3 separate regions of the Mus musculus genome follow, and all the other regions are linked to region 2. A link is a loop called in an ENCODE intact Hi-C map of the cell type or tissue named here. Cell type or tissue: heart. All regions are shown on one strand. Region 1 holds the start of Cct6b (chaperonin containing Tcp1, subunit 6b (zeta)). Region 2 holds the start of Pex12 (peroxisomal biogenesis factor 12). Region 3 holds the start of Lig3 (ligase III, DNA, ATP-dependent).

The links. Hi-C counts contacts between places; a loop is a spot of excess contacts. Peaks named below come from ENCODE experiments on the same cell type or tissue, not always from the same donor. Only the 100,000 strongest peaks of a DNase experiment are listed, where the experiment ranks them.
Region 1: it touches region 2 in a loop (3-fold over the local background); 3 of 42 quality-filtered maps call a loop at or near these places.
Region 3: it touches region 2 in a loop (2.0-fold over the local background); 2 of 42 quality-filtered maps call a loop at or near these places.

The regions. Positions count from the first base shown.
Region 1 is chr11:82,758,632-82,766,631 of GRCm38, forward strand. Cct6b (chaperonin containing Tcp1, subunit 6b (zeta)) reads right to left here and starts at 5,690. Exons shown (of 14, transcript NM_009839.3): 1 at 5,460-5,690; 2 at 3,557-3,620; 3 at 1,719-1,853. The coding sequence starts at 5,596. Zfp830 (zinc finger protein 830) reads left to right here and starts at 5,714. Exons shown (of 1, transcript NM_025884.4): 1 at 5,714-8,000. The coding sequence starts at 5,741. The coding sequence ends at 6,832. In heart, a CTCF peak has its summit at 4,005 (motif pointing left); a DNase peak (open chromatin) is centred at 5,690; H3K4me3 peaks cover 2,525 bases; H3K27ac peaks cover 1,923 bases; H3K27me3 peaks cover 310 bases.
Region 2 is chr11:83,295,829-83,303,828 of GRCm38, forward strand. Pex12 (peroxisomal biogenesis factor 12) reads right to left here and starts at 3,149. Exons shown (of 4, transcript NM_001364762.1): 1 at 2,884-3,149; 2 at 2,488-2,725; 3 at 1,660-2,213; 4 at 1-612. The coding sequence starts at 2,613. The coding sequence ends at 213. Ap2b1 (adaptor-related protein complex 2, beta 1 subunit) reads left to right here and starts at 6,869. Exons shown (of 22, transcript NM_001035854.2): 1 at 6,869-7,009. In heart, CTCF peaks have their summits at 3,140 and 5,809 (motif pointing right); DNase peaks (open chromatin) are centred at 2,563, 3,163 and 6,873; H3K4me3 peaks cover 4,220 bases; H3K27ac peaks cover 3,742 bases.
Region 3 is chr11:82,776,379-82,784,378 of GRCm38, forward strand. Lig3 (ligase III, DNA, ATP-dependent) reads left to right here and starts at 4,731. Exons shown (of 20, transcript NM_010716.3): 1 at 4,731-4,898; 2 at 6,968-7,521. The coding sequence starts at 6,972. Gm11423 (predicted gene 11423) reads right to left here and starts at 4,664. Exons shown (of 3, transcript NR_126067.1): 1 at 4,478-4,664; 2 at 3,757-3,920; 3 at 3,223-3,557. In heart, a CTCF peak has its summit at 4,688; DNase peaks (open chromatin) are centred at 4,753 and 5,033; H3K4me3 peaks cover 2,854 bases; H3K27ac peaks cover 2,295 bases.

The sequences.
Region 1 (8,000 bases), 540 kb before region 2:
TTTCCTCTATGTCAGTCAGTCTTCATAATCACTCATTTGGACTACTAGGAGAGCCTCTGATTGTGGACTCATTAAAATTGTCCCCAGATATTTAAAATGCCAGTCTGGTCCTATCAGTCATTATTGATGTGCTGCTCTTCGGCCTGTTCACTACAGCAATAAAGTGTGTGCTTCCTGACCTGCTAGTGCTCCTCACCCTCGGAGAACGCCTTCCACTGTCTTCCACGACCTCTTCACTATCACACACATGCCCTTAAACTCCAGTTACAACAAGTGCTTGTGGGTCTATACCAGTGCTAAGTGGGGCTTCAGCCTGGAACACCATGCACCTCACATTCCATCTGAAGACTTTGTATCCACGCCCCTGACTACTGCAGGCTAATTTAGCATCTCCATGCTTTCCTGTCGTTTCTATTGTACCCTGTGCTTCACTTTATCATGGTTCAGATATACACTATACACACACACACACACATCTCACCATTGCTAGTCTCCTTCCTTCCTCCCCCAACCCTAGTCCTTGCGAGGTGTCCATCGTTCACCTGTGTTTCAGAGGAACACTAACCCTAACTCAACCAGTGGGATCTAAATTAGCCTAATCAATTCCCCTGACAATGGTATTCAGTTTAAAATGTGTGTAAGACTAAGGTTGGCCCAGGGGAGGATTAAAATGCTATAGCTGGAGGAATGTCTTTATCTTACCCACACCTGCTGAGTCACACTGGCTTCCTCTGATGGTCTTACCTTCAAGATCCATTTTAGGATGAAGCCTTATTATGGGCAAAAGAGTTAAGAGATCAAAAGGACCTATGTACTTGATGGCTGGTTGAACTTTTAAATTCCCCAGTCACAGACTATACACTATTTTCTTATGTAAGATGATGACTGATTTCTGTATAGGTAAGAGAATTTTAGTTGTTTCCATGATTTAAGTCCAAATCTAAATGAGGTAAGTTACAGACACTGAATAGATAATTCTCAAACACGAAGAAGCCAGAATCTCCACTTCAACAAGGTTATGTTTCTTAGATAGTCTCTGAGGAAGACAGAAAACTCAAATAATTATAGAAAAGACGGATAATGTCGAGAGAAGAATACAATTAAACAACAGTACAAAGAAATGTGAATGATGGCTTCACAGGCTGATGAAGAGAGGATTCGGCTAAGTGCTTTAGGAAACAGGGACTAGAAAAACCCACAAAGTGGGGCTGGAGAGATGGCTCAGTGTTTAAGAACACTGACTGCTCTTTCAGAGGTCCTGAATTCAATTCCCAGCAACCACATGGTTGCTCACAACCATCTGTAATGGGATCAGATGCCATCTTCTAGTATGTCTGAAGACAGGACAGCAACAGCTACTCACATACATAAAATAAATAAATCTTAAGAAAAGAAAAGAAAAAAGACACAAAGTGAAAACCCTCCAATCATCTTTCCCATTATTTTTAAAGGAACAACATTTTGTTTCAACTTTTATTAGTTACATTTTCTTTTCTAAGCAGGATTCATGGGTACACGGGAGCTTTCTCTTTAACCTTTCTATATATCATTAAATATTTTATATTTTTAAAAGTATATAATTGCAATAAAAGCCATTACTTTGGCAAAAAATAAAAAGCACTTTCCATTTACAACTGCCTAAGGTTATCTTAATTAAAATTAGTTCTCATCCTCTAAAATTAAATTTAAAAAACTTGCTTTGTGTGAATGTTTAATACCTCAGAAATGTAAAGATCAGCTTGCTTTAGCAACTCTCCAATGATCAGGACATTTGAGGTAGTGCCATCCCCTGTGACATGGTCTTGGGCTGCTGCCACTTTTGCAATGATGGAAGCCGTTGGGTGTTGAATTTGCTGGAAAAGGTAAACAGCAAATTTAAAGACAGAAACTATGATGCGGAAAGCCACTGAATCCAAGGCAGCCCAAGGGACAATAGTAAAATTAACAAGCAAACGTCATGCTGCGCACTTACAAGGTCTGCATTATCAACATTTAGTAAATGTCAAATCCAAAGTTTTAAAGTTGAGAATTAATGAGGTTTGAACATTGTATGAAAGTCTTTGCTTCAAAATGCAATGACATTTCCAAGAAGAGATTAAGCCCTTCAATCTCTAAGAGGAATATATTTATGAACACCGTAGAGGACTTTTTCTTTTTGCATGATTACAGAGACTATAATGAAGTGCTCTGGAAAAGATGTTATTAATTTGTAAGTCTCCCTAAGCTATCAGAATCTATAAACATTTGAAAACTGCAAAAATCATTCTGTTGAGGTTTAATCCAACAGCCATATCTCAAGACTGCAGTATTTAGCTGGCAGCCTTAAAAATACAAATTGTGGTCAGGTGGTCTTGGGGAAGGCCTTTAATTAAAAAAAAAAAAAGTTGGGTTAGAGAGACAGCTTAGCCATTAAGAGTATGTTCTGTTCTTCCAGGAAGTGGAGTTTGGTTCCCAGCACCCAGAAGTGGCTCAAAGTCCAGCTCCAGGGAACCTGAAACCCTTTTCTGGCCTCTGCAGGTACCAGCATACATGTAGCATACATTCATAAAGATAGACCCTCATACATATGAAATTTAAAAATCAATAAAATCCTTAAAAATATAAATTGTGGGCTGGAGAGATGGCTCAGCGGCTAAGAGCACTGACTGCTCTTCCAGAGGTCCTGAGTTTATTTCCCAGCAATCACATGGTGGCTCACAACCATGAGATCTGAAGCCCTCTTCTGGTGTGTCTGAAGACAGCAACAGTATACCCACATACATGAAATAAATATATATATATATACATGGATAGATAGATAGATAGATAGATAAATAGATAGATGGGGGAGGGGGGTAAGGTTGAAGGTGTAGCTTAGTGGTAAAGAGCACTTGCCCAGTATATGAGGGTGCATCACTCAATCTCTAGCATTGCAAAAAAAAAATATATATATATATATTTTTCAAGACAAGGTTTCTCTGTGTAGCCCTGGCTGTTCTGGAAGTTGATCTGTAGAACAGGATAGTCCTAAACTCAGAGATCTGCCTGTCTCTGCCTCTGGAGTGCTGGGTTTAAAGGCATATACCATCAAGCCCAGCTAAAAATTTTTTTTCTTTAATTTATGTGCATCGGTGTTTTGCCTGAATGTATGCTTATGTGAGGAACTGGAGTACAGAGTTGTGGCCTCCCATATGGGTTCTGGAAATTGATCCCAAGTTCTCTGGGAAAACAGCTCTTAATCACTAAGTCATCTCTCCGGCCTGCAATAAACAAACAAACAAACGAACTTTCAGAGTGTACCTTCCCCACCCCAATGTTGAACCTAGAGTCCTGCACATGCTGGGGAAGTGCTCTATCCCTGAGCTGCATTCCCAGCCCATGTGCCATGTTCTTAATTAAAGCTTATACAATTTATCATAGCCAGCAGCAGCTCGGCACTGCATCTAATACCTGAATCCAACACTCAGGAAGCTGAGGCAGGCAAGAAGGGGAGAGGAAATTGTGAATTTGCGGCCAGCCAGGGCTACATAGGCAGCTCCTGTCTGAGAAAAGAAAATGACAAAGAGCATTGGCTCACCATCTCATGAAGCAGTACATTGCCGTCTTTGGTGAGTTTGATGTCACCTGCCCCAGAAACAAGCCTGTAAAAAGGACAATGGTGCTTAACTACACAAGCCAAGAATCAACAAACCCTCCCGAGTTCTTGCCATTTATGGTCCTAAAAACAGTTGACTGGGCTTGGAAACGCTACACTGAGCCACGTGGTGACATGTGGTAGTGACTGCCACTTGCGTCTCATGGGATTAGTTCTCCCGGATGACCTTACAGTAATTTCATTCCAAACAGAGCATTTATGGTTTAAACACGAGCTGATGAGTTATACATGTTGGCTAATGAAAAGTATAAAACAGGGCTGGAGAGATGGCTCAGAGGTTAAGAGCACTGGCTGCTCTTCCATAGGACCTGAGTTCAATTGCTAGCAACCACATGGTGGCTCACAACCATCTATAATGAGATCTGGTGCCCTCTTCTGGCATGCAGGCATACATGCAAGTAGAACATTGTATACATGATAAAAATAAATATTTTTTTAAAAGTATGAAACAGAGTACAAATCTACAAATTTCTGTAGGTTTTTATCTTGGTGAATGTCATGATTCAGCCACTGAATTTAGTTGTCTAGTGCCTTGCATTTATTAAATCACCAAGCTTAGTCAATTCTACAATTAAAATGCCTTTGGACATCTCTCTCCAATTTAATTGTTATCCTTCCTAGACTGCTTAGACAGCATCTTGTCTCCTAATTTGAATCAACCCTCCATGCTACATCTTTCTAAAAGGCAATGGGATTCAGTTTCCTGATCACCAATCCTTCAAAGATGTTACATTCTCTACCATCTTCAAGATAAAAATCCAGGTAATTTATCAGTAACATACTTGGCCTTTTCCAAACTCTCCTGTTCCATCCACCATTATTCCCACAGTAGGTCTTTCTGTTCCCTTAATGCATTATAATGTTTATTTCTGGTGGATTTACACCACTAGGAGGTCTTGATTCCTGTCACTCATTCTTCTACAACTCTGATCAAACATCCCCTGATATCTGAGAGGATTTTCCTTCAATCATCGGTAATTGGGCCCTTTCCTCTGTAAAATCATTTGCATCTCTATATAATTGACATACCTGTCACTGCCATGTCACTTTAAGGATACCATCTCAAAGGCTAGAGAGATGGCTCAGCAGTTAAAAAGCACTTATTGTTTTTGAAGAGGATCTGAGCTTGGTCTCCAGCACCCATATCAAATGGCTTACAACTGCCTATAACTCGAGTTCTAGGGATCTGTCACCCTCTGACCTCTGGGGGCATCTGCTCACACCTGATGCACATAAACTCAGACAGATGTGCACACGTAAATATAAATCAGGTTTTTAAAGGAAAGGACAGAAACTATCCCATCTGTTTTTCCAGCATCTAGTGTTAAGTGGACTCGTTTACTATAAACGCTACTTTGCTCATTCCTCTCAGGGTGTCTCTTTCCCAAGAGACCTTTTGATCTCCCCTACTCTTCTTTCTTCGTAAAACAATGGTGCTAAATAAACATATGTCCAAATGGATGACTAAACATGAAGAACTGTAGGTGCGGAGAGTCCCAACTGCTGGAAGATAATGGAACTTGAATTTGAACCTATGCCTGCCTAGCTCCAAAGCCAGTACCACTCCACCACGTCAAAACAATACTGCCTGCGGCGGAGCTGCAGCCCAACGTCTGCTGAGCGCGCGCACAAGGCTAACAGTTTCTATTGACGGAGTCTTTTCTTCGGGGAGGCGCTCTCTTCCTCGGCTAGAGAATCCTAAGAGCAGGAGTGAGAGAGAGGAAACCGGGTGTCTAAATGTCGCAGCATTGCTCACAGGTTTTCACTGATCAGCATCAGAATCAGAGTGAGCCGCGACACCCCGCACACTCTAGCGGCATCTCACATTTTTAGCGCGCCCTTAGGACCCAAGGTGGGACGCAGCACATCCTGCAGCCCACGGGCGGCGCAGATGTTCACAGCCAAGGCCGCTTGGCTCCGGGTCACTTCAGCGCCAGGGTTAGCGATTTTGATCGCAGCCATGGTTCAACAGTCCAGCCCCAAACTTGCCGACTCCGAACCCTGGCGCCACGCCCACACTCCTGAGTGTGGGCCAATCGGCGCCATAACAGGAAGTGACGCTATCACGCCTCGGAAGCTAGACTCGCCTGAGTCCTGGGCGCAAACATGGCGTCCTCCACCTCTACTCGGACTCCGGCTGGGAAGCGAGTGGTGAATCAGGAAGAACTGAGGCGCTTGATGAGGGAGAAGCAGCGCCTGAGCACCAACCGGAAGAGGATCGAATCTCCATTCGCCAAGTACAACCGTCTGGGGCAGCTGAGCTGCGCACTGTGTAACACCCCGGTCAAGAGCGAGCTCCTGTGGCAGACCCATGTTCTGGGAAAGCAGCACCGGGAGAGAGTAGCGGAGCTGAAAGGCGCCAAAGGAGCAACCCAGGGCCCGTCGACCGGCACTGTACCTCAGGCCACCAAGAGGAGAGCGACGGATGTGGAGAGCCAAGACGCCAAGAAAGCCAAGGCCTCCGCGGGACCTCAGGTACAGCCCTCCACCTCAGCCTCGTCCGCCAACTTGGATGCCGCTAGGGCGGCCCCCAGTAAACCTGGACTCGGTTTACTGCCTGATTATGACGATGAGGAAGAGGAGGAAGAAGAGGGAGGTGGAGAAGAAAGAAGGGACAGCAGCAAGCATCTTCCGGATGCACAGGGCAAAGAACACTCGCTTGCCTCTCCGAGGGAGACAACAAGCAATGTGCTGCCAAACGATCCGTTTAATACAAATCCTCCCAAGGCCCCCTTAGTTCCTCATTCAGGGTCCATTGAGAAAGCAGAAATACATGAAAAAGTGGTGGAAAGAAGAGAGAACACCGCCGAAGCATTACCAGAAGGGTTCTTCGACGACCCTGAGGTAGATGCAAAGGTCCGGAAGGTGGATGCCCCAAAGGATCAGATGGACAAAGAGTGGGACGAGTTTCAAAAGGCTATGAGGCAAGTCAACACTATCTCTGAAGCGATCGTTGCTGAAGAGGATGAGGAGGGACGGTTGGACCGGCAGATTGGAGAGATTGATGAGCAGATAGAATGTTACCGCCGAGTGGAAAAGCTGCGGAATCGCCAGGATGAAATAAAAAACAAACTTAAAGAGGTTTTGACCATAAAAGAACTTCAGAAAAAGGAAGAGGAGAATGTGGACAGTGACGACGAAGGAGAATTACAGGATTTGCTGTCTCAGGACTGGAGGGTAAAGGGGGCTTTGCTGTAAGGTTTTGAAGACCCAAGCTTTCCATCAGTCCCCGCTGTCCCTTAAAAAGTGCTGTGTCCAAGTTCTTGGGTTCCTCTGACCTTGGATACCCCTAATTGTTGGGATAAAGTAAGCCAGTGAGGAGTAATACTTTGGGGATGGTACTGTGTGCGGTGCTATTTATTATAAAATGTTTGAGGTAAAACCGTTTTTGACATTTTTGAAATTATAACCACAAATTGCCAACTTTTTCATCTTTACAGGTTCAATGTGGTTTTTCAGTTGTAAAATCTAAGTTGTAAATATTGCACATAGCTAAGTATATATTTATATAAGTCACTCTGTTTTGATCCTTATATTAGTCAGATAAAAAAGACACATGTTTATATGACCTCGATGTATATATATTTTCAAGCCTTAAACTCCAAGGGTTGGCGCTTTGGGAAGGTTGTTTTTAGAAGGCCACTCATAAACACATATTCTTCATAAAGCAGTGGATGGGTATTCTTTTTTCAAAAGCATACAGATGTCCAGACTCCAGCACAGTGTTTCTTTTGACAAGATCAATGATTGCTAAGTTGTACATCAGTATCACCTGTGAAACTTTTGATTGTTCATGGAATGTCAAATCGCCTATGAAGCTTTAGTGCCTGAGCCCCATCTTAAAGAGGTTTTGACCATAAAAGATTCCATAAATTAAATGGGATCCAGATGACAATATTCTTGACTATTCCCAGGTTATTCTAGTATTTGCCCAGGTTGGAGATTCAGCTGCCTTAAGTGTAAAACCTATCTATATATTTTTCAGGCTTTGTTTTCCTTGAACATGCTCTGTAGTTTACTGTACTCCCTGCCCCCGAGTGCTGCTAAACAGATCAGAGCTATGGGAATGCTAGGCAAGTATTCTCCCACCACCAAGCCAGTTTTCAAATGAAGGAAATATTACCCCATTGAGTTGGAAATTTTATTTTTGTGGTAAATCAGGCTTGTGTTTACAGGTTCTTTCAATGGCAGGAAGATAGGTAAGTTGCTAGTAAGGCAATGCCAGTTACCTTATTCTAGTTATTGATATTTTAAAGTTTTCCTTGCTTTGGAGGATGAGTGTTTTATATACAGCATCTTCCAATTTACTATAATAGCTAAGACATACTGTTCTAAGCCTAGGCCAGTCAGGATTCTAAGCACTTTA
Region 2 (8,000 bases):
GATAATCCTGATTCTCCTGCTTAACCAGCTTGGTAGAGAGCAAACCAAAAGGTTAGGATCGAATGGATATATCCTTTTAAAGAAACCCATGTAACTACTTAAAGTTAATGTAGTTATGAATCAGGGAAGTATCACTGTTGTCTGCCATACTAAAACCGTCTCATGGCCTTAGAGTATAGAACTTGAGTGGTGAGATAATGCACTAAGCTCTTTCAGTTCTCTGGAGAGTAGAGTTTAATTAGATGCTGGACTTCTGTTGGATACCCTGTAATGGGACAGGCTTGGTGACTCCTCACATAATTAAACACACAGCGGTAACAGAATACATAGCCAGAGGTGGCAAGAACCGTATCATTCACTCGAGTTTTACGACAGAGTGGGCACACTGTTTTCATTTTGGGTAAGAGGGGAGAATCAGAGTTGTAGTCTAGGTGTACAGGTGGTGGTGGAGTGGGCAGGGCAGTCAGTGATTTGATGGCTTCTTGGTTCTCAGAAGAGTACCACCAGTCAAGAAACTGCAGGAAGAATACACCCACAGAGAGGCCAGTCGAGAGGGATAAGGCAACACCTCCCACAGCTTTCTTCAGAGCTGACTTTATCTTCTCACCAACGCTGTTGGGAAAGGAGAGCAAGAGGCAAAGAAAAGAGTTTATTTGTATGTGGTCACAGAGTAATGTCTATAGGTGCAGTTCCACACTTGATGTGCTGGAGGGTCTGTTGTAAGCCAGTGTATATCTAAACTCTGGTGTTCTGGTTTTTAAAAGATTTATGTTTGTGTCTGCTTGTTTGTACACACACCAAATGCATGCAGGTGCCGTTTGGGCCAGGTGACCTAAAGTTATAGGCAGTTGTAAACTGCCACATATGGGTTCTGGGGGTTGATCTCTGTTCCTCTGGAAGAGCAGTACATGCCATTTACATAACCACGGTGCCATTTCTCCTGCTGTACCCCAAACTTCTTTGTTTGTTTGTTTTTGTTTTTCGAGACAGGGTTTCTGTGTGTAGCCCTGGCCGTCCTGGAACTCACTTTGTAGACCAGGCTGGTCTGGAACTCAGAAATCCGCCTGCCTCTGCCTCCCAAGTGCTGGGATTAAAGGTGTGTGCCACCACTGCCCGGCCCCCAAGCTGTTTTTAACAACAGAAACTTAGGTTTTGATTTGAGAAAGGCATCAGATACTTAACTTTAGAGAATTTTTAAATGGAAGATAGATAATCCATCCAGAAGAAGCAGTTTACCTAAAAAGTAACTTATCAACACTGGGATGCATACATGTTGAACTTGTGAGAGAATTAACACTCCACAAAGGTAATGTTGCATCCTTGGTAAGAAGTCTTTAGAATTAATTATATCGCTTTGCCTTGAATCTTTGCTCTGCCATCTTCTGGCTAGTGGTTCCCTCAACTGTTAAATGAAGCCACTGCATTTAATTCAGGTTGTGATGAGGCATAAGATAACACAAAGCAAATACCACGCATGGGGCTCTTACATACACCAAGCATGCACAAAGGTGTGCCTATTATGAGAGAGGTCACCAGGATGGTGGCCCATGCTTTATGGATGTGAGGAATAACTTCTGTGACTTAATAGCTAGGGTAGACCGGATGATTGGTACAAATTTTCAAATTTTGTTAATAAAGGGGTTTTAGGAATGGCCTTACCTTCTGACGGGCTCCTGCATTGCACTGGCTTCAACCAGTCTCTGTTTGATAGCTTGCATGTCCTGAGCTGTCAGTCGAGCTAACCGAACTCCAGCCAGTTTCAGCAGGGGAGAGTGATGCTCAGCTTTCCCCAAGATGTAACGCAGTTGTTGTGTAAGAAACCAGCCTTCCCAGGCCATGTTAACAAAAGGGTAGGCCGCCAGAAAGGCTCTGTAGAATCGTTTCCAGCGAGAAGAAGGGGGGTGAATAGAGTATTCGTCTTCTTCTCTCAAGCTAGAAGCCAGCTTCTCTAGCTTCACTTTCAGATAGGGAAGAAGGACAAGGAACATGGCAGATTTCCAGAGGTGTTCCTTGGGAAGACCAGCACTGGCCGGTCTCTGAAGATGCGGCGAGCTCCCTGCCACAATCCGCTTTAAGCCATAAAAGTGTTCAGAAAATGAGGCACTAGTTCTAGAAAGATAATGCTGCTGGAGCAGGAAGTCTAGCAGAGTGAAGATTTCATCAAACCACCGCCAGAGGAAGCCATAGTGCGCAGGATTTGATTCTGCAAGAACCTGATGCAAAAACATTTTATTACAGTCTTCAGTTTGTATTCACATCAGCCTTTTCCTTTTAAATTCAATACACCTGGCTTAAGTAATTGGCTTTTGGGGTATAGTCTGAGTTCCTGAGGTCATAGGAATGGAGTACAGAGCTCTTTGAATGGATGCCCATTAAGTCCTGGATACAAATGACACATGGCGATCATTGCAAACTTAGGGTTACTAGTAAAATGTTTGGAGTTTTATCCAGTCGTCCCTGAAACGATTCAGAGAAGTAATACCTTACCTTGACCACATGCTGAAGAGCGGGTCTCACTGCTGTCATTAAACTGTCCTGTGCTACCACCTCAAAGATGGATGGCTGGTCGTCCGCCACTGAAGCAGTTGTGATGTGAGCCCCATACTCAGCCATTGTGTCTTGTGTGAACTGGGATTCACTTTTCCCACGAACACTCTAGTGAGCATGAACTTGTTTTTGTATCAAACGGGTGCTGAGTCTTAGTCCTTCTGCATGGCACCTGAAACTAAAAATTGAATTTTACAGGAGTGAAAAATCAACGGGGGTGGGTGGGGGGAGCTTATATGGAGGCGGAGGAGAGGGAGTCTCAAAGTAAGGACTGTTAACTCCGGAGCTGGGGACGTGGCACGTGGGGTCTGGGGAATGACTTGTCAAATGCTGCACCTCACAGGGCAGAGCGTGACTCGGAGGCGGGGAGTGGGCCAAGAAACGTGTCGCTCGAACCGCAGTCCGGGAGCTGCGAGGCCCGGCTCCGGCGGCTGCCTGAGAAGCGCCCGTCCTTGCTTGCTGACCTCGGGCACGGAGCAGAGGACCCGTGACGCCACCTGCGAAAGGAGGTCTCGGCTTTGTGACCGAAACCGTACCCGGAAACAGAAGCTCCGAGGACCTCCACACGGCGGGCGGAAGACAGGCGCTCTAGCATCGAATGTAGCCCTGAGCCGGAACTCGGGAACTCTATGACCAACTGGGACTTCCGTTTCCGCCCCCCTGACGACGAGGCGACGGGTTAGTGCAGTGAGTGCATTCTGTTCCTGGTTAGCTCTGAGCGAAGCTTCCTGGAGGGCGGTACTCGAGCCTCTGTGCCGAGCTGGGGTCCCTGCCTGACGCCGGTTGCCATGGGAGATCAAGCCAGGTCCTTTCTGCCAGGTGGTGCTTAGCTCAAAGTCGGCCACCTTCCCGAGTGTTAGTCAGTTATCAGCAAGTTTTACTAAAATGACAAAAGATTCATTCTTGCCTACCAGAATTTAGGACGGCTACTTTTTTACTTACTTACAGACAGCTTAACTTGTCATCCATGTGTAAAATTAAGTTATAGCTCTAGGCACATTCTGCTAGATGAAATTGATTCCTGCCCTCCAGCTCAGTAGGTATTAGCAGTATTAGCAGCGCAGGGATCGTTATGATTCTCGAACTGAATAGTAGCATTCAGCTCTAGAGGACCTTAGGGTATAAAAGTGGGCAATTGGTTTGTATAATGAGAACCTTATAAAGGGATTGGTTTTAGTTTCAATTTAAATTTTGAAGTTTTTTTATAGTTCTAAAGTATGATCCATACTTCACTAAAGTCACTGTCAGAAGTGCAATTGTTGAATTTCTAAAAAGTATTAAAGATTTTTGTTTTAAATAATGTTTGTTTCAGCTTAAAAGTTTTTTTGATTTTTGGTTTTTTTTTTCGAGACAGGGTTTCTCTGTGTAGCCCTTGGCTGATCTGGAACTCACTCTGTAGACCAGGCTGATCTCGAACTCAGAAATCCGCCTGCCTCTGCCTCCCGAGTGCTGGGATTAAAGGCATGCGCCACCAACGCCCGGCTTCAGCTTAAGAGTCTTAAGGTTTATGTACATATCCTTGGCTAGCATTCAAGTTGGCTTTCGTGCTCAGCCTTGAGTTTTAAGGACCCGAGAACTACATAAAGCATCTGGTAAATATCGCATGCTAACCAATGGGGTCTTAATTTTAAAAAGATTTTTAGGTTGTACTAGTATTTGCTGGCACATATATGTATGTGCCACATGCAGCCTGGTAACTGCAAAGGTCAAAAAAGTATGTTTGATTCTCTGGAACTGGAGTTACAGACCATGTGTGTGCTGGGAACCAAAGTCAGGTCCTCTGCGAGAGCAACCAGTGCTGTTAACCACTGAGCCATCTCTCCAGCCCACCAAGCCACCTCTCCAGCCCACTGAGCCACCTCTCCAGCCCACTGAGCCATCTCTCCAGCCCACTGAGCCACCTCTCCAGCCCACTGAGCCACCTCTCCAGCCCACTGAGCCATCTCTCCAGCCCACTGAGCATCTCTCTAGCTGTTTATGCTTTTAAGTGAATAGCAAAAACACACAGCTAAGAAATAGCTAAAACAGGTAGAAAATGAAACATTTGCATCAATTAAGGTTTTTAGTTGCAAAGAACAGAAGCAGGCTATTTTAAAACAAAAGGAACTTAAACTCTAGGTGGGAAGGCTGGAGAGATGATGGGCAGGTGAGAGCACTTGTTGCTCTTGCAGAGGGCCTGAGTTCAGTTTTCAGCACCCACATTCAGAGGCTCACAATTAACTGTAAGCCCAGCTCCAGGGATACAGTGCTCTCTCTGGTCTCCTGAGGTACCGACACATACTTGTACAGATGCAACGTTTAAATGGAGTAGCTCACAAAACAAGATAGCTCAAAAAGAACAGGACTATATAACTCCCTTAGCGTTCTCTCTAGCAGGAATTAGTAACGTTTCATCCAAGTAACCTTGTTACAGTGAACAAGTGTCAAGTGCTCATTGTGTCCACGGTCAGATTCTTCTGACAGAAGGTGCTGGCATATATATGTAACCCCAGCGCCTGAGGCAGTGGGCTACCTGGCAGTGAGGAAAGGGGGAAAGAGGTGAAAGGGGGAGGAAGGGGGAAAACACCCATTTGAGCAATCTTGGTTTAAAGTTGATCAATCATGGTTAGCCAGAGGGTCAAGATTTCCTGATTAATGGACCCACAAGACTACTCTATAAAAAGGAAACTGTATTCCATGAGAAAAGGAAAAAGTTAAAAATAGTATGTCCTGGTTGGTTATATAACTCAGTGGTAGGACGTGTGTGAAGCCCTAGGATCCTTTCCCAGTTCTGGAAAGAAAAATAGTGTCAGTTTTTATTTCAATTTGGTAATGTGCCAGTTTTTAGTTACCAAATAATGCATTAAAAACCCCAGTCTCAAATGTGTAGTCTAATAGAAGGCACATGATTAACCTTTCTATTAGAAGGCATTAAAGGCTAAGCCTGACCATCAGGTTTGGAGATCTTAAGTATATATTAAATGTAAGTTACATAGGAAATTATTTAATAGATGCTCAGTAAATAAATGTAATTGGGTTAAGTCATCTGTTTTGTTTTTCAAAGACAGTTTTCTGTGTAGCCCGGGCTGTCCAGGAATTCACATTGTAGACCAGGCTGGCCTTGAACTCACAAAGATCAACTTACCTCTGCCTCTTGATTGCTGAGGTTAAAGGCTTGTGCCACCACACCCAGTTGCCTTGAGTTTTTTGTTTTTAATATATAAAGATTTATTTTTTTTTTTTAATGTACACAAGTACACTGTAGCTGCCTTCAGACACCAGAAGAGGGCATCAGATCCCATTACAGATGGTTGTGACCCATCATGGGATTGCCTGGGAATTGAACTCAAGACCTCTGGAAGAGCAGCCAGTGCTCTTAAACACTGAGTCATCTCTCCAGTCCTACCATGAGTTTTTTAAGTTTCAAATCTGGCGGCTGGAGAGATGGTTCAGTGGTTAAGATCACTAGCTGCTCTTTCAAAGGACCTGGATTTTGTTACCAGCTCCCGCATAGCAGCTCACAGCTGTCTGAAATTCCAGTTCCAGGGGAACACTCTCTCACATACATACATGCAGGCAAAACACCAATGCACATTAAAAAACAAAATGAAAAAAAAAAGATTGTTCAATAGTAGAGTGAGGGGTGCCTGGTTAGAAGCACCACTAAGCCTTGGAGTCTAGGTATATAGATAGAGAAGTTCAAAGTGCTCTAGAGGCAGAAAGAAGCAAGAGGGCTTAGTTTTAGGCTTGTCTGAGTTACACAGCCCGACGTTGGTCTTTCTTTTCTTTTGAAGCTGGACATGGTAACTAAACGCCTGTACCAGTTTATAGTTTCCTAATGAAACCTGTATCCACAACCTGTTTTAGGTACCTTATACCACTCAAGCCTAAGGGCGGGGCAGGAAGGGGGCGCTAATAAGTTTCTCCAGTCTTGTTCAATGTAGGGATTCAAACTCAGATCTGAATGCTTCTTAGCCATCTTTGAGTCGCCGTCTCCTAGTTCATCCGTCCGTCTGTAGTCCTGGTTTCTATCACCTCTATGGGCTTCTTAACCTTACAAGCAAATTAGCTGAGGTTTGTGTTTGAGCAAATAGGATATCTCACACAGGTTTCACAAAAATCTTGTTCACGGGAATAAATCCCGAAAATACCCACTTATTGAAGATATCCGGTGGGAAAGCAACTGCGGGTCTCCTGAGTGTATAGGCAACTGCCCTATCCCTGAGACAGGGAAACCTTTCCGTTGCTGAGGCGACAGACACGACCTGGCCGTTTGGTTCTCCCGCGCACCCAGATGACGTCAGGCGGCGAGATTCTCTTACGCCAAAGCTTCCGGCTCACCATCTTTGTCCCTGGCAAATTGGGTTTTGCGCAGTGGCTTAGATCTAGAGAGAATCGTGACGGGCAGGAAACCATTACACCACCACCCCGGCTGTGCTCTCCGACTGCCGCCGCCGCCGCCGCCACCCCGCCCTTGCCTCCGGTGAGTTCAAGGCGGCTGGCTTTGGGGTGTGCCCTGACTGACTCGCGGTGCTTGTGAGGGAGGGGAGCCCCAAGCCGGGTCATAGGCTCAGGAGGAAAGGAGAGCCGAGGAGCGTGACGGTTGAGGGTGGAAGGAGTCCTCGGGTGTGACCGTTGTGAGGGAAAAGCTGGGAGAAAGTGCCTCCATCGTAGTGACCGTGGTGGCCTGGGGCTGCGCTCCGGTGTAGCAGCGGGAGTTGGGGGCTTCGGAGCGAAGCAAGGTTCCGAAGACCGGCTTGGGGAAGGCTCAGGCCAGGGGTGTGGCCGCTGGAGGCCGAGGGAGAACCACCCAGCTCTCCCGTTTGACATCTGTTCATTGAGAAAGAAGCTCCGACGTGTCTCCACGACTAGGGAGAAGGGATTCCCGCGACCGTTTGGTCACTGAAACCTCTCTTGTCGCACGTATTTGGGGTTAAGAGGCATCTCTCCTTACCTAGTGAAAATTGGACAGATTTCTTGACCTGGGGAAGTGGATAAAGAGAATGGGGACTAACTGTACTTCGAGGAAGGAAGGAGAAACCTGCATAATTGAGGCCACCCCCACCCTCTGTGTAAGAGGGGAAAATAAATCTTAGCATGGAATTTTGTTTTTCTTTTTTTTTTCCCCCCTCCCTATATTCCCTGGGGTTATCAGGAGCAGTCTAGTTTGGGCAAGGCTGTAAATTCTACTAGAAGTGAAAAAAAAAAAACAAAACAAAACCCTGGAATTTCCTGCTATTTCTTTATTCTTTGAATTCACAGGATGTATTAGCTTTTTGAGCAGCCCTCTTTTTAGGAGAAGGCTCTTATTAAACTCAAGCAATTTAGTTATGAAGCAGTGTGAATGTGTCATGGATGCTTCGCTGAATTTTTTTACTTTTAGAAGGGAGATTTTTTTTTCTTTTATTTTAGTGGCCAAACTTTTTTTTTTTTTTTGCAACCTTTGTGGTTTAAAAGACAAAGAACACACTGTA
Region 3 (8,000 bases), 520 kb before region 2:
ATCTTGTCTCAAAAACAAACAAACAAAAAAAATTTAACCCAGATAGCCTACATGGTGAATATTATTCTAGGAGACATGTTAATCTATTAAGATCTCAGAACCTAGTGAGGGGCACCTTCCTGAGTTATTATTGGTTGGGAAGGTTCCAGAAGTTCCTGAAACAACACAGGCTATTACTGTTCTTGGTCTCCCAGCAGAACTAGATGGTAGGCCCTAATGCTAACGATAAAACGGTCTTGGGTTGTAAGACAGAGGATCCAAGCTGGAAATGGCCTCCAAGATTACTTTCTCCTTGATGACTGCCTTTCATGTACTGAAGGGTGCTGTGTAGGATGCCGAGTCAGAAAAGACATCAATGGTATCCCTGCAGCCAACCAGATGATTACAGTACTGACCTTCCAGGCAATGCGTGCCCACTGGCACAATCGTGGCATGAAGGTTATGGGGGCAACCAACTACTTTTGGATTGGATTTGAGATGGGCTTACAGGAAGGAATTCAGTAGCATTAAACTGGCCAAAGTACAAGGCTCAGAAGGTCAGTTTGTCCAGAAGAACCTACCAACTGTTGCTAAATAACATGTTGTCCAGCTACCTTCTAAATATTAATGCTTATCCCCATAGATAGTGCTGTCCTTAAATTTGGGCAGAGTAGTTCTCTCTGTGGTGGTCAGAGTGCTGAGAATAAGTGTCTATTGAGTGTTCAGCCCTAAATAGGGTGTTTGTATCAATCACCCGCACGCCTCCCACAGAGGCAATGGAAGGGAACAGCCGGAGGAGGATGAGGAGTGCTGTGAAATGCTGTTCTTTGCCACGGCCTGACCACTGCCCAGGAAGTCACTGGTGCTACGGTGAACCGAGCAAGGTTAGGTCAACGAGATCAGTCAGCACTCCGATAGGCAGCACTAATGTGTTATTAACAAAATCAGCGAGGCCATAAAGGCAGGCAGGGATGTGTTGGGGGTTCCTAGGAGGATGGAAGGGAGAGATGGGGGTGTATATGATCAAGATGCATGGCTTACATGTATGAAATTGTCAAAGAAAATTTTAAATCCTTTTATTTTTTTTTTAAAGTAGAAAATTAGCCAGGCGTGGTGGCGCACGCCTTTAGTCCCAGCACTTGGGAGGCAGAGGCAGGTGGATTTCTGAGTTCGAGGCCAGCCTGGTCTACAGAGTGAGTTCCAGGACAGCCAGGGCTACACAGAGAAACCCTGTCTCGAAAAAAAAAAAAAAAAAAAGTAGAAAATCACTGGGCATGATGGTGCATGTCTTCAACCCCAGTACTTGGGAGGCGGTACTTCAGAGAGGAGTTCTCTGAGTTTGAGGCCAGCCAGGGCTACACAGAGAAACTGTCTCAAAACAATAACTAAAAAACCCACCAACAAAAAGGTAGAAAAATCACTTACGAGGACTCTGGCCTCTATGTATATATTCACGGGGGAGCATACACACACACATAAATATACACATACATCTACTCACAAAATAATAAAGGAAGAAAACCTATGAAAATGTCAGTTCTTCCCAACTTCATCTCAAATTAGTGCACTCTCAAGCAAAAATCCCAGCAGGTCATTTTGTGGCTATCAGATTTAGATGACTCCAGTGTTTACATAAAAAAGCAAGAGACCCGCTAGAGCCAACATAACCACTAATGGAAAATAACATAGCTACACTAGCTGATGCCAAGGCTCACTCTAAAGCCATATTAACCAACACGGTGGTATTAATAAAAGAACAAGTATATCACTGACAGAAATATGGAGCCCAGAAGTAGATCTTCACACAGTCAAATATCTCTAAAAGAAGCAAAAACCAAAAGACAGACACTGTATGTATTTTGTCCTGTATGTGAAACCTAGATTTAAAATTCTGTATGTACTCTCGTAGATGTGTTTGTAGGTCAAGAACCTAGAAACAGGATTAGGAGGGGAGGAAGAGAGCTCAATGGTACTGGGCATTAATGGTGATGGAACACCCACACCAGGAAGGCAGAGCCTGCACCAGGAAGGCAGAGACAGACACTAACAGGCAGGAGCAATCCAGCTGGAGATGGAGTAGGCACACAAAGAGCAGTGTCGCTGGCAACAGAGGAGAACAGGGTAATCTACACCATGATAAACCCATTATTATATATATCAACTTGAAATTAAATATTGAAACAAGATCTTTCAATGAAGCCCTCCTTGGCCTGGAACTGGACATAAAAACCAGACTGTCCTCTAACTCAGAGATCTGCTTGCTTCTACTTCTCAGTGGAAGACATGAACCTCCATGCTTAAAAAGGTTAATTTTTAACAGGAGCAAATACAAAAAAAGGGACACAAGCAATCCTTTAAAAATTGGTCTTGAAGTAGGGTGTGGTGGTGCACGCCTTTAATCCCAGCACTTGGGAGGCAGAGGCAGGCAGATTTCTGAGTTCGAGGCCAGCCTGGTCTACAAAGTGAGTTCCAGGACAGCCAAGGCTACACAGAGAAACCCTGTCTCAAAAAAACAAAACAAAAACAAAACAAAAGAATTGGTCTTGAATAACCCAGAATCCACGTGCAAAGAGAGAAAGGGGCAGGTAGGACATGGATAACCGACCTTACATTCTTTACAAAAAGCAATTCAGTGGATCACAGAGCTAAATATAAAGTGCAAAACTTCCCCATTTTACTAGGGAAACTGAAGCCCAGACATGAAACTAGATGAAGGTTTACACAGCTCAGGCTAGAACAAAATTCAGTCTGACTGTGCTGTTCCAAAGCCCTATTTTCTTCACCAAACTTGACCTCTCCTTGATGGATCAGTTCTCACTTTTATTAAGAAATACAAGCTTGGCATGGGGGTATACAGCTCAATTCCCACTGTTATAGACTGGGGGGGGGGGGGGCTGCTGCATTGGAGATAAGCCTACAGCTACACAGTGAGATTGTCCTTCCCTAAAATAAAAAGAAAAAAAGAAAAGAAATATCACTGCATCTAGATTCACGCTAAATGAAAGTTCAGTGCTCTTACCGTCAAAAAAAGAAAAAGAAAGAAAAGGAAAGGAAAGGAAAGGAAAGGAAAGGAAAGGAAAGATATGCAATTGGCAGCTTTGGTACCTAGCGCTGTTTCACAGCAGGGGCACCTAAGTCAGAGATGATTATGAATACCATGTAGTTCTCATCAAGCAAAGCAAATACTTAGGGCCTGAGTCTTTTTGTACACTTCCGTCATTAACAAAGACATAATGAACTTCCTTTTAAGGGGTTCAACACTCTTTTATTAACCATTCATTTCATTAGCTCTCGAATTTCATTCATTTAGAAGTAGATGCAGGCAACATGGCAGCGTCAGATGCCTTTCATCCCAGCACATGGGAGGCACAGGTAGGTGGATTTCTGAGTTTGAGGCCAGCCTGGTCTACAAAGTTTGAGTTCCGGGACAGCCAGGGCTACACAGAGAAACCCGGTCTAAGAAGAGAAAGCCTTTGCAGATACCCACTGCTCCTCACCACAGGCTTTCTGTCTGTGGAGTGCTGAGCTGGAGCCATAACAATGGGAGTTAAGCACGCAGCCCCATCGTTTCTGATGCCCTAGTTCAAAGACAGTAAAACCAAACAGGTGAGTGACAGTAAATATTCTTTAACCGAACACATAAAAAATTGGCCAGCAAATAACTGGAATATATGCACTATTACTATTAATGAGGTATTTTACTCTCTTTGGGGAAGTGTTGGGTACTTGTCAGTGTACAGTGTTCATTTACAGCATCTCTCACTTCAGACTGCTTACATTTCCAGGGCTCAGCAACCGAATATATTGCTTGTGATGAAAGGGTTGGTCAGCACAGGGAAAGTCCATTGGGTTAAGATCAACTCCAGTCAAAATGTTCACGCTTCCTCAACTGGAGCCCTTGAGCCTAAGGCCTTCCGAACTCCAAACCCAGGTTTATCCTGCTGCAAGTTAAGAGAAAACAAAGAGCCTTCACCTCATTTCAAACACCAGGATCTAGCTGGCCTCAGTACAGCAGACACTCAACCTTGAACTCCAGAGAGCCTCCCTCGGCTCATTCTCCAGTTCTGTTAAAGACCTCGTCTATCAGCCCTTCATTTCTATGAACAAATAACTGAGCACCTCACACAGATTCAAGCATACACCTTCCTCTCCATCTCAAGGCCACTTTGATATGGACAACAGCCTTTTAGTGAGTCGGCTTGTCTTAGTCTCTCCCCTGACCAGCTTCAACTATAGTGACCCCTCACAGCGTTCTTTCCCTATGGAAAAAAAGCTAAACTCTTCCTCAGAAATAGAACTTAGTTCCACGATCTGCACTTTATTTACCTAACAAAGCCCAACTGTTTGCCCTTCCCAGACTGAACAAGGCCTGAATACTTTTATTTTTTGAAAAATTAGCCATCTTGAACTCACAGAGCCTATTTGAGGTTTAGAAGCACTAGTTCGCTAAATGACATAAACGGGGCCACAGTCCCTGTTCTTCACATTTTCTAATTACCTTTTTAATTAAAGTAGTGCCTTTTAATTCAGCAAAACTCCTGCGGTGCGGAAGACACAGGTGGAACGACTCGAGCTTCCCATCCCTAGGATCACTGCAATGATTTTTCAACACTACCTTCAATATCTAACAATCTGAGAAACTCTAGGAAGTTCAGGGACGCTGCGCCCCAAGCCGCCACTCCAACCCAACACTCAGTTCAAGATTTCCGGGTAGGAATAGAACAGCGACCCACGTGGCGACCGGAGGGGGCGGGGTCCGAGGGCGCAAGTCGGTTACTGCGCCTGCGCCCTGCCTCCGGCTGGAGTACCCGTATTTAAAGAGACAGGCGGTCTATTCATCGTGCGGGACCCGTGGCCTTGTGGGCGCCTGGTCCGGTGGCTCGTGCGGAGCGTCAGAGCCAGGGCAGCCGAGAAGGCAGGTGAGGGGCGGCGCGGCGCGGAGCGGCGGGCCGCGGTGCGCCGTGTGGGGAGGGCCGGGGCCGAACGCGGCGTGGCTGGAGTGGCCGTGGCTCCTCCCCCGCCCGCCGCTCAGCCTGGGGGCACACCCTCCGTGACGTGGCGCCCCCACGGGAGCCCACGGGAGGCCCGCGGCCCCCGGGACCCTGGGCAGCCACCGGGAAGGGCAGGATGCCAGAGTGGGCATTCTCAGGGGGTCGGGGCCGGGCCGCCGCCGGTCCCTCTCCGCCGCCTTGTTGCGCGGCCGCGGCTCGCCCGCACAGCCTGTGGGCAGAACGGCGTGCTGCTTGCTCTTCGGGCTCCCGGCCTCCTCGCGCCGGTCTCCCCGGGTAGTTATTTGTCGTATCCCGGGATGGGCGATACGACACCCTACCCACCCTACTCTGCGGAAAGTTGAACTCCTACTCGCCCTGAGCTCCTCCTCAGCCCTTGCCGGCCTTCACTCGCCTCTCAGATTCTTAACGGTTAGGGCTTGTGTGACCCCCTGAGTCTGCCAGTTACGGACCTCCCCTCCCCCAAGTCGAACATTGTCAAATACACAAGTTTGGTATACAAACTTCAGAACTCCACGTCCGGCTTGCCCTCGTACTCCTTGTAGTTTTCCTAACCACCCCATGAAGTAGTTCTAATCTTTGGGGGGTTTGTTTTCTTGCTTGTTTTCCTTTTGAGACGGTCTTGACGACGTACCCTGGCTAGACAGAAATTTACTAAGTAAACCAGACTTTCTAGCTTCGAACGCACAGCAATCCTTCTGTCTTTGCCTTCTGATATGATTACAGACGAGAACCACCATAACTAGCTCTTAGTCCTGTTGTAATTGTTGTTGTTTTTTTGTTGTTTTTTAAGATAAAACTGGGGCCGGGTGTGGTAGCACACGCCTTTAATCCCTGCACTCAGAACACTAGCTTGCTCTTCCTAGTGACTTCCAGGACAGCCAGAGCTACATAGAAAAATCTATCTAAAAACAAACAAACAAAAAAACCGAAAAATAAATAATAGAAAATAAACTGAAGTCATGCTTGGTGGTTCATACCTATAATTCTAGGGCTGGAGGTGGGAGGATCGGATCGGCCAACTAAGGTGTCTGGCTAGGGTCCACCTTGTTGGAGAAAACCAAGTCGCCTGATATCTGCCCCCACCTCCCCACCCCGCTGTAGATGGGTAGGCTTGGTCTCCAACCCTTTCTTTAGTAGTACACCTGCTGTGCTCCGCTCTACCTCAGCCTTCTTGCTGCTCTGACACAATATCAATTAAAGTTCTCAGCAGAGTGGGGACTAAAAATAGTTTCCAGTAAATTGAAAATTAAAACTGTAAAGCCACTTAAATAATTACAGATATAAGAAGGGATAGGAATAATCATTTTCCACTTGAATTGGTTCATCACTTGCTTAGATTCTTACAGTCCAGTTATTTCAACCTCCCCTGATTCAGGTCGCCGAATTAAGCAAGGGAATTGCGTATTCTGTTTCTAAGGAACAACTTAGAAACAGCTACTCTTTGAATGAGGTACTACTGTGAGCTGCATTTTACAGATGAAATAGGAGCAGAGAGGGAAAGTAACTGAACAGAGCTCACACAGCAGCTAAATGGCTAAGTAAGGCTCTGAACTTGGGCAGTCCATCTGATTATAGACTCTGATTAGTTTTTTTCTCAAAGGGGCCCTCTTCTGAAATCCTAAAACTGTTATAGTGGCTTCATTGTTTTCTGAAAGTGTCTCATGTGTTATATTTCACAGGGAAACTTCATAAACATAATGTAATTTTTCTTGATTTTTAAGACAAAGCTTCAGTATCTTGGTACTATTTAAAGGTCACCATCCACTATGAGTACCTTTACAATCAGTCTCTACAGTGTTGGTGTTGCACACCCCTTTGGAAACTGGTTTTTCCTGTATCAGAACTCTGGGTGGTAAATATTTAATGCATTGGGAAGTGTTTGGTTAACCACGTGCTCTGTATGAGATTCTAGCCATTGAGAAATTGGAAGCCTGGATTCTTCATGTCTGTCTGTCTGTTTCTACCCTTTTATGCAGCTATATGACTTTGGCTTTCAAGATCCTCTTCCCGAGAAACCTTTGTGCCCTTGGCAGAAAAGAACTGTGCCTGTTCCCAGAACAGAATCGCTGGGCTGCCATAAGTCAGTTCAGCCAGTGGTCGGAAACAAATCTCCTCGGTGGGTGCTGCCTTCTCCAGAGAAGAAAGCCTGTCCTAGCTCTCCAGAGAGGTCATCTAAGACCACGTGCCACCCACCTTACTTTCTGGCCAGGGTCGCATGTGGGACTCTGTACTGGCCCCTGTGCGATGGCAGAGCAGCGGTTCTGTGTGGACTATGCCAAGCGGGGCACAGCTGGATGCAAGAAATGCAAGGAGAAGATTGTAAAGGGCGTGTGCCGCATTGGCAAAGTGGTGCCCAACCCCTTCTCAGAGTCTGGGGGTGATATGAAAGAGTGGTACCACATTAAGTGCATGTTTGAGAAACTGGAACGGGCTCGGGCCACCACAAAGAAAATTGAAGACCTCACAGAGCTGGAAGGCTGGGAAGAGCTGGAAGATAACGAAAAGGAACAGATAAGCCAGCATATTGCAGGTGAGGGGAGAGCCTGCTCTCTCAGCTTGCTGGTGCTGAGAGGACCGGGTGCCAGGAGACTGAGGTCTCAGAGATTTCTTTCTCTGTGCATCCTTCTTGGACATAATTTCAAATTCACAGAATAGTTAAAAGAATAGGAACAGTCAGGCTCTCTACACAGATTTCCTTCTTGATAACAAGTCAGTTTGCTTTATCATCTCTGTTTATGTGCTCATTCCCTCTTCCATACCAGGCTTGGTTTTTATTGAGCCATTCAGAGAAAGTTGTATCACCAGGCCCTGGAGGTACCTAGTGTGTATCTTAAAAAATAGGATCTCTTCTTCCGAGATCATAGTTTACCTGTCAGCCTCAGTAAACTTATCTGTCTACTGTCAGTTGACTGAAGACTATAATTGAGCAGTACATTTTCCTCCATTGCAGGGCTCAGGTGTAGGATCGGACTGGGCATTACATTTCATTGTCATATCTCTTTGGCCTCC